Regions from separate parts of the Homo sapiens genome. Here region 2 is linked to region 1. A link is an interaction called in ENCODE POLR2A ChIA-PET data of the cell type or tissue named here. Cell type or tissue: OCI-LY7. All regions are shown on one strand.

Region 1 (4,000 bases):
ATCAGAGGCGGCCTGCGGCTGTGGCAGTCCACCCTGGGCAGGGCCCCCTGGCTGTAGACATGTGCTAAGTGAGCAGTTTTTCAAAATGTGACTTTTGGGGTTTTAAAAATTGTATGATTTTGTGTCCTAACTGGTTACGGGAATTTTTTATTTTGGGTGGGCATTTTGTTGTTTTAATTTTTAAAAATGTTTTATAGATGTTTGCTGGCTTTATTTTTTTAAAAAAACATGTTTCTTGTTGCCTCTGGTTTTCTTGAATCTTGGGTTTTTAAACACTTTACAGAAGGCTTTTTGTCACTTGGGTGTTCTACATCCTATTGACCTCGTATTTGGGTATAATAACATTTAAGTTGGACCTGTTTAGTTTCAGGTCATTGTATTCATTTTAGTGGTTTTTGTGTTCCTTAACTTCATATTCAATTTCATATATTTTGAGTTTCCATCCATGCCAGTTGTTTGTGATGGCCAAGTATTCCCAACCACTGAGCCCTTCGAGCTCCTTTTGCCTCCTTGTCTGGGACACCCCAGCTTGCAGATTTTATATGGACTGATCCTTTCCTGAGACTTCACTACCAGCAGTTCTACTTTCTAGTTAGGTTTAGTCGGTTTTACTCTGTTTACACTGCAGTTCCCAGTCTTTTTGAAAGACCCCTTTTCTGCATGGTGAGCCTCCCCTAGAAGTACTTGTCCTCCCCCAGCCCTTTCTGACCCCATCAGCTGGTTATCCTAGGGCCAGGCTGGGTCCTGGGCCAGGCTGCACCCTCATTCATGGAACGCCATCTTCTCTGTATGATCCTCTCTTGGAGCTTCCCCTAAAGTACTCTTCTTGCTTTCTTCTACATCATCTTAGGAGCTCCCTCTAATTCCTAGCCCTGGCATTTCTTCCTTTTGATTTAAATGTCTTTGTGTATTTATCACCTTACCACTCTGATTCACTTATTTTGGTAATCTTTTACCAGCATTATCTTTCCCTGAGGCACCCGTATACCGGGGGCAATCTATCAGGCTGTATCAAGAAAACTTTTAGATTCACCTCCATTTTTTTTTTTTTTTTTTTGGGAGACGGAGTTTTGCTCCCTTGCCCAGGTTGGAGTGCAGTGGTGCGATCTCAGCTCACTGCAGCCTCTGCCTCCCGAGTTCAAGCAATTCTCCTGCCTCAGCCTACCTAGTAGCTGGGACTACAGGTACACGCTGTTGCCACATCCAGCTAATTTTTTGTATTTTAGTAGAGACGGGATTTCACCTTGTTGCCCAGGCTGGTGTCAAACCCCTGAGCTCACGCAATCCGCCTGCCTCAGCCTGCCAAAGTGCTAAGATTATAGGCGTGAGCCACTGTGCCTGGCCATTCACCTCGAATTTTTCCCAGGGGTATCTTTAACTATATTTTTTATATCTTATTGTCTTCAACCAGAAGTCATTGAGTGGTACTTTTAAAACATGTCCTTTAGGGCCAGCAGTTGGGTCTGGCTCTGAGAGAGTAGTGAGGAGGGTAGCATCAGGATCTCCAGGAGCAACGATGGTAGGGCCGTCAGTCTGGCCTTCTTATCGCAGGGACTGTGTCACCTCCAGGGTTGGAACACACAGCAGACCCCACAGTGGGCCAGTCTAGTAGACTGGCCCTTTGAGACAAAGAGGAACTGAACAGTCCTCTCTCTTGGGCTTCCCAGATGGACACCTGGGTGGCTGTTGCAGCTGCTGCCCAGCCTGTGGTCCTAGTGACCGCTGTGCATGGTGCCTGTCTCTGGACTAGGGCTAGAGGTCCCAGTAGGTCTCATGCAGTGCCTGGAGCCAGCTTTTGTCCGAGAAGAGCTGTAGCATTTCAGGCACTTTGAGGCTTCATTGTGTGTGGCATTTACCACGTAACCTTGCTGGAGCTAGGTCAGTGATCAGATGACTTGATCTTTCTGAAATCTTTTTTTAAAAAATTAAGTTGGGTATAAACTGTAAATAAATAGAAAGATGAACTTCGTTTATTTCTGACTTTCACCTATATTGTCATAGCAGGAGGGGGTAGTTCTGAATTCTGTGAACCCTCCAAAGAAGGAATTTCTCCTTACATGTTAGTGTTAATTGAAGTTCACTTCATATATTTTTTTCTTAATAAGTCGTTATATTATAATAGTTTAGTAAGAGCTAAGAAAAACTTCCTAAAATCTAAGTACTTATTTAGCTTTAGAAAATATAATATTAGGGGCCTGAAAGGTAAGTAAATTTAAAACATTCTTCTGTTTGTTTGTTTTTTTTTTAAACATAGTCTATTGGGGAAAAAAAGAGAGACAGGCAAGATGACGTAGTTTGACTGAACCCTCTGATTTTGTTAATCTTTGTAGTCTTCATATTTCTGTTGCATTTTTACTGTTTTAGATAGAAGCCTATGTTATCTTTTTAAAAATTCATTTTTATTATAAAAATAATAAGAAACAATTTAATCAGTACAGAAATATGTCATGTGAAAATGAAAGGTACTTATAATCCCACTTCTCGGAGATAACCACTTTAGACAGATTGATATTTGATCCTTCGAAGTGTAATAAAAATGTCTGTCTTGCTAGTGGTGCTCATCATTGTCACCATCATCATGCATGTGACATTAGCTAAATGTTCTTAATGGTTAATGTATACAGATTCATTGTACTGGATTTTAAGCTTTTAAGTCTTGAAAACCTGCATTTAATAAGAAATTTGTTATTTGCTCCTTTTAATTTATATGTGGAGTTGTTAAATGAAATAATTTAAAATACAAACTGAACTCAAAAGGATTTCTGCTTGTTCATATCTTCCAGTCTGTGTCCTCTATTGCCTGTTTGTTTTAAAATAAAACTGGAAAGCTTAGAATTCTGAGGAATCTGCTGGAATCTCTTGGGGCTCAAGAATAGTTTTTCTGTGTCTCTCTTTTTTTTTTTTTAAGAGACAGGGTCTTGCTCTGTTGCTCAGGCTGGATGGAGTGCAGTGGCTGTTCACAGGTGTGATCATGTGCAGTACAGACGCAAACTCCTGGGCTCAAGTGATTCTCCTTCTCCTGCCTCAGCCTCCCAAGTAGCTGGGACTACAGGTGTGCGCCACCACACCCAGCTTCTGTCTTTTATTCACAGATTAGGAGTAGGTCTCCAGTCATATTGCTGGGAAGAAAGGGATACAAGTTGTGGGAGGTTTATGCTCCTTCCTTGTTACAGGATTGCTTTTAGTTTGGCTCCTCCCATGGAGTGAGTGGGACTGCCAAGCAGGATTCTTCCTGATTGACCTGGAATGGACGACCCTGCCAGCAGGAGCAGGAACAGAGGCCAGCAAGGGAAAGACAAGACACAGTCTGAGTGGGATCTGAAAGATACCGTGTTGGTAGTGCTGGCACTTACGGTATCTCTGGGAGAGAACTAGAGTAGAGCAAGCAAAGAGAAGCTCAGCAATAGTGTCTTTGCTAACTGTGCTTTATTATTATTATTATTTTAAGACAGAGTCTTGCTCTGTCACCCAGGCTGGAGTGCAGTGGCATGATCTTGGCTTACTGCAACCTCTGCTTCTTGGGTTCAAGTGATTCTCCTGCCTCAGCCTCCCAAGTAGCTGGGACTACAGGCGTGTGCCACCACGCCTGGCTGATCTTTGTATTTTTAGTGGAGATGGGGTTTCGCCATGTTGGCCAGGCTGGTCTCGAGCTCCTGATCTCAGGTGATCCACCCGCCTCGGCCTCCCCAAAGTGCTGGGATTACAGGCATGAGCCACTGCGCCCGGCCTGCTGACTGTGCTTAGACCTAGAATGCTCTAGTTTTATTTTAAATAAGCAGCATAATGTCAGTCTTCAAAACGAGTGTGTAAACATTTTCTAGCTTACTTCCTACTCTGTGAGTTCAAAACGTCAGCCCTGTTTCTAACCAGGCTTTCTCCATCACTTTCTGCTTAGCATATTCACCTTCCTCTGAATGCCATGGTGACACGTGTGAATTAGTGCCATGTCCTAGTCCTAGTCCTATGTCTTCCCCCTCCACTCATGGCAGATCAGACACTG
Region 2 (4,000 bases), 670 kb after region 1:
TGAAGGGTTGTGAGAGGGCATCGGCAGGGGAGGACAGGCTTTTCCTTTAGGCTTAGAAGATCCATCAGGACCCACAGGGAGGAGCTACAGGAGGATGTACATTGTGGCCTAAGGTTGGAGAGAACTTTCTTACAGAACAGCTTGTTCAGTATGCGCTGGGGTAGGTAGGGCCATTTATTAGCACTTGCTAGGTGCCTTGTCACTGTGGTGGAAGACCAGAGAAGCAGAGCTGATGAGGGTTCAGATTTCACCCTTTAAGGAGAGATAGACCACACATATAATGGGAGACCCCACAGTGCAGGTCTGCAATGCACCGCAGGGGACAGGAAGGCCACAGGGGAGGCACTGCTGCATAGAATCTACGGTAGGACTGATGCTGATGGAGAGGGCAATCTAGGAAGAGACAGTGGCAGATAGCAAGGCCCGAGAAAGAGAGCCTAAGAAAGGAGGTGCTTAAGGGCCTGGCCCAGAGATCACGGAGGCTTGAGCATAAGGTGCTGTGGGAGACACCTGGGGCTTTAGGGTACCCACCCGAAGGGTAAGTAGGACATATTCCAGGAGGCCCTACACATCAAGCAAAGGGCTTTGCATTTTATCCTGTAAGCAGAGGGGAGCTAGTGACATATTTTAACCTGGAAAGGGTCATCATAACGTTGACTTCTGAAAGCACAATGTCACATGCTCTCATGGAAATTCTTTGTGTAACATTTCGCCAGCTGGACTGTAGGAATCATGACTGGTGTTGCCCCAGACCCTTTGGATATTTGTGGAAGGAAGGAAGGAAATCTAGAAGGAATAGGTTGCAGGCAGAGGAATCCTGAGGGGCTGGAGGGCAGGGAGAGAGGCAGGCGGTCATCACCTGGCTTTTGGGGGAGGGGTGCCATGAGGTGACTGCAGAGACAGGGGCAACAGCTCAGAAGCACCACACATTTGGATGGATCATTTTATTTGTCAACCTGGAATTTTCACTTATTTGTATGTTTATTTTTAAATCATATCAAAGAAATAGTGTAGAAAAGAGTTTATAATGAAAAGCAATGCTGCCATCCCACCCCTAGTCCCACTCTCCAGAGGCAATCTCTCCTAACTTTTTCTACCTCATTCTTCCTGCAGTCACCACCATAGCTCTGAGTATGTGTTTATCTCACCATTCTTCGCCCACTGGTTTTAGACGCTACTGGCATTTGCTGCCTCTCCGACGACTGAGCTTCTCGTGCACAGCTCCTTCCTCATCTTCCCTCCCTGAGCAGGTCCATGGCAACCTTAATTTCTCTATTGTGATTTTAAGTTAATGCACCAAGCAACTAGAGATAATGGCACCCTCTGAAGCTCCACTTTGTAAGGGAGGCGGTCCTTGTCCCCTGCCCTGCTCTCTGGCTTTCCTGCTCCCAGGTGACAGACACACAGGCTCCTCAGACTCCGGGAGCCCATAAGGAACCTGCAAAGGGCACAGGAAGTACACTGGAGGTCTTCGCAGAAATTTTGTTGAGCCTGGATTTGGGGGTTGGGCAGGTCATGCAGGTGCGGTCCCAAGAGGGTTGAGCAGAAGTAGCTGTGCGTCCTCACCCTGACAGAACACAGAGGATTGAGCAGAGGGACAGTGCTGGCTGGGATACTGGCTGCACCTGCGGCCTAGAAGGGCGGGAAAGAGCTTTGGACTGATTGAGTAGAGGCAGAGATTTGAGAAGGGAGGGAGGAAGAGGACTGGTGTGCCCAGCTCTGAAGGCAGACCCTCTGGGACATTTTCAGTGCTCTTCAGTTTTCTTTGAAAAGAAAAAAGGCCCAGATCCCAGGCGCAGGCCCATTCATCTTCCCTGGAGTATTCATTCTGCTGAATCCTGGAAAAGATTTATACACCAGCAGCATTCTGTAGTGAGTGTTATGCTGGAATTCAAACCCAGGTCCACCTCTTTTCAAGACAAGTTCTTTTCTCATTTCCGAGGCACCAGGGAAAAGAAATCACTTCCCTGCACTGGTTCTGTTGGGGCCAAAAGATCAGGAGATGATTGCCATTGAAAAGGTAGTTTGTTACTCAGAGTTCCCAAGAGGAGGGAGCCCCCCACCACGCAGGGCCACATGGGGAAGCCCCAGGGTTGATCAGGAAGCAAAAGGAATGGCAGGGAACTGTGGTCCAGGGCCTTTGCTGTGGTTTCCACAGGAAGAAATGGGGAGGGGAGGGTAAGCAGGCTAAAGACTGGCTAGTGTGAATCATTTCAGTGGGCTCTGAGGCATAGGAGCTGTGCCTTGCTCTCTGGTAATTAGGGCAGATGGACAGTGGCCTGCGTGTGAGAAGGTTGGATGGTTGGGGGTGTGGGATCTGGGTTGGTTGGTTTGCATCTGAAAAGCACAGTCCCAGGTGAGATCCTTTACTCTGTCTAGGAGTTGGCTAACCCTGGGAGGGCAGGCCCCAGGTGCCAAAACATCAAAATACAGAAAATAAAAGACACAGTGAGACCTGGTCCTTCGTTCTCTGCACTCCACTGGCATATCCAACTGTGCAGTCATTGACTGTGAGCATTTCTTACCACTGGACTGAGTTTCTGTGGAAGACAGAGTAGGTCCTAACCAAAACTCAATGGACTGAAGGAACGCAGATTCCAGTTTCACCTGATGGAGTTTGTAGTGACTTTCACAACAGATACTGGTAACAGGCCCACAGCAGGGCCAGCCTGGAAGTGTCATCGTGCAGGGTTCTCACAGTCACTTCCCTCTCCAGGTCTTGTCAGCCTTCCCCAGGGTGGAATGTGAGTTCTTTCCTCCTCCCAGATGGTGTTTTAGTGACCAGGAAGGGACATATTTCAACCTCCCCCAAAGATGAGGTGGCCTTTGGCCTCAGGAATTTGCCACAAACTCATGTGATCTCTGTGTTTTAGGACATTTATTTGAAGGGCAGGGGAACAAATGGATTGCAGGGAAACATCCTGGCTGAAAATATCCTGGAAAAGCTTAAGGAAGTACTTGAGACACTTCACACCGGGGAGCAAAACCAGCTCGCTCAGATGTGTGAAAAGCGTGGAAAAATCATGAATCTGGTATTAAATTATACTTTTTAAAATTTTCTTTTTGCCTAGCTGCCCAATCTGTCAAATTACTCGGTAAGCCTACATAGTTGAAACCAGATGTTTACTCAGGAGTATAGTAGAGGATTACTTTCCAAATCCACAGCCCAGTGCTAACTTTATTCTTGATTTGTAACGTGGAGCCCAGGGACGAATGTGTGTGTGTGTGCGGGGGGTGAGGGGGTGCATGTGTAGGGGGGGTGCATGTGTGTGTGCGCGCACACACACACATGCAGTATTCAGCCCTGCAGCCCACAGTGGGGTTGAAGGGGTCACATGTAGAAGGGCTCAAACAGGTACAGTGATTTATGAGATTTATGAGACTCCAGCCACCCTCAGTCATCTCGGAGAGAGGGTGCGGTAGGATGAGACTGGCGAACCGGCTATTCCTTCTGTTGCCTCCTGAATGGCTGGTGAGGAGGGACTCCTTTGGAGAGCTGAGTGTAATTCTGGCGTTTGGATGCTCAGCACACGTTTTCCGCACAGTGTGCCATATGAACCCTTGGTTGTTTCTGTGCAATGCTCTGTACATTGTACATTTCTACACACATATCTACAGTGTGCCTTGTACAAAACTAGATGTGTTCTACAAGACACTCCACATTCCCTTGCTAAGGGATCTTCAAAGGGAATTTTGAGGTAATTTTCCCCTTTGGCACTGACTTTAGGATGGATCCTTCTGTCAGATGGGATACCCCTTTAAAAGGCTTTAATTCTTTGCTGTTCACAAAGCACGTTTACAACCTTTAGCCTACTTGACTCCCCGAGCAACCCCGGAGGGGCAGGAGAAGGCAGAGTTTCCATGTTTCATAGATTAGGTAGCATCAGCCACCAGCCTTAGGGGCCTCATCTAGGTTGCTTCGTCTTTGCTCATTATCAGGTGTAAACTAAGTTGACAATTTTTTTTTCGAGACGGAGTCTCGCTCTGTCGCCCAGGCTGG

Evidence for each region. Peaks named below come from ENCODE experiments on the same cell type or tissue, not always from the same donor. Only the 100,000 strongest peaks of a DNase experiment are listed, where the experiment ranks them.
Region 2: POLR2A ChIA-PET joins it to region 1 with 6 read pairs; 3 of 35 experiments call an interaction of 5 or more read pairs at or near these places.

What each region holds. Positions count from the first base shown.
Region 1 is chr9:93,481,147-93,485,146 of GRCh38, forward strand. All of the region lies in intron 3 of FAM120A (family with sequence similarity 120 member A), which reads left to right. Among named protein-coding and RNA genes, the nearest start is that of FAM120AOS, 30 kb to the left of the region's middle. RefSeq lists an enhancer at 1,379-1,879. In OCI-LY7, no CTCF peak of the experiment used is centred here; no DNase peak of the experiment used is centred here.
Region 2 is chr9:94,148,313-94,152,312 of GRCh38, forward strand. It overlaps the pseudogene LOC107987099. Among named protein-coding and RNA genes, the nearest start is that of MIRLET7A1HG, 16 kb to the right of the region's middle. In OCI-LY7, no CTCF peak of the experiment used is centred here; a DNase peak (open chromatin) is centred at 1,539; H3K4me3 peaks cover 1,104 bases; H3K27ac peaks cover 1,343 bases.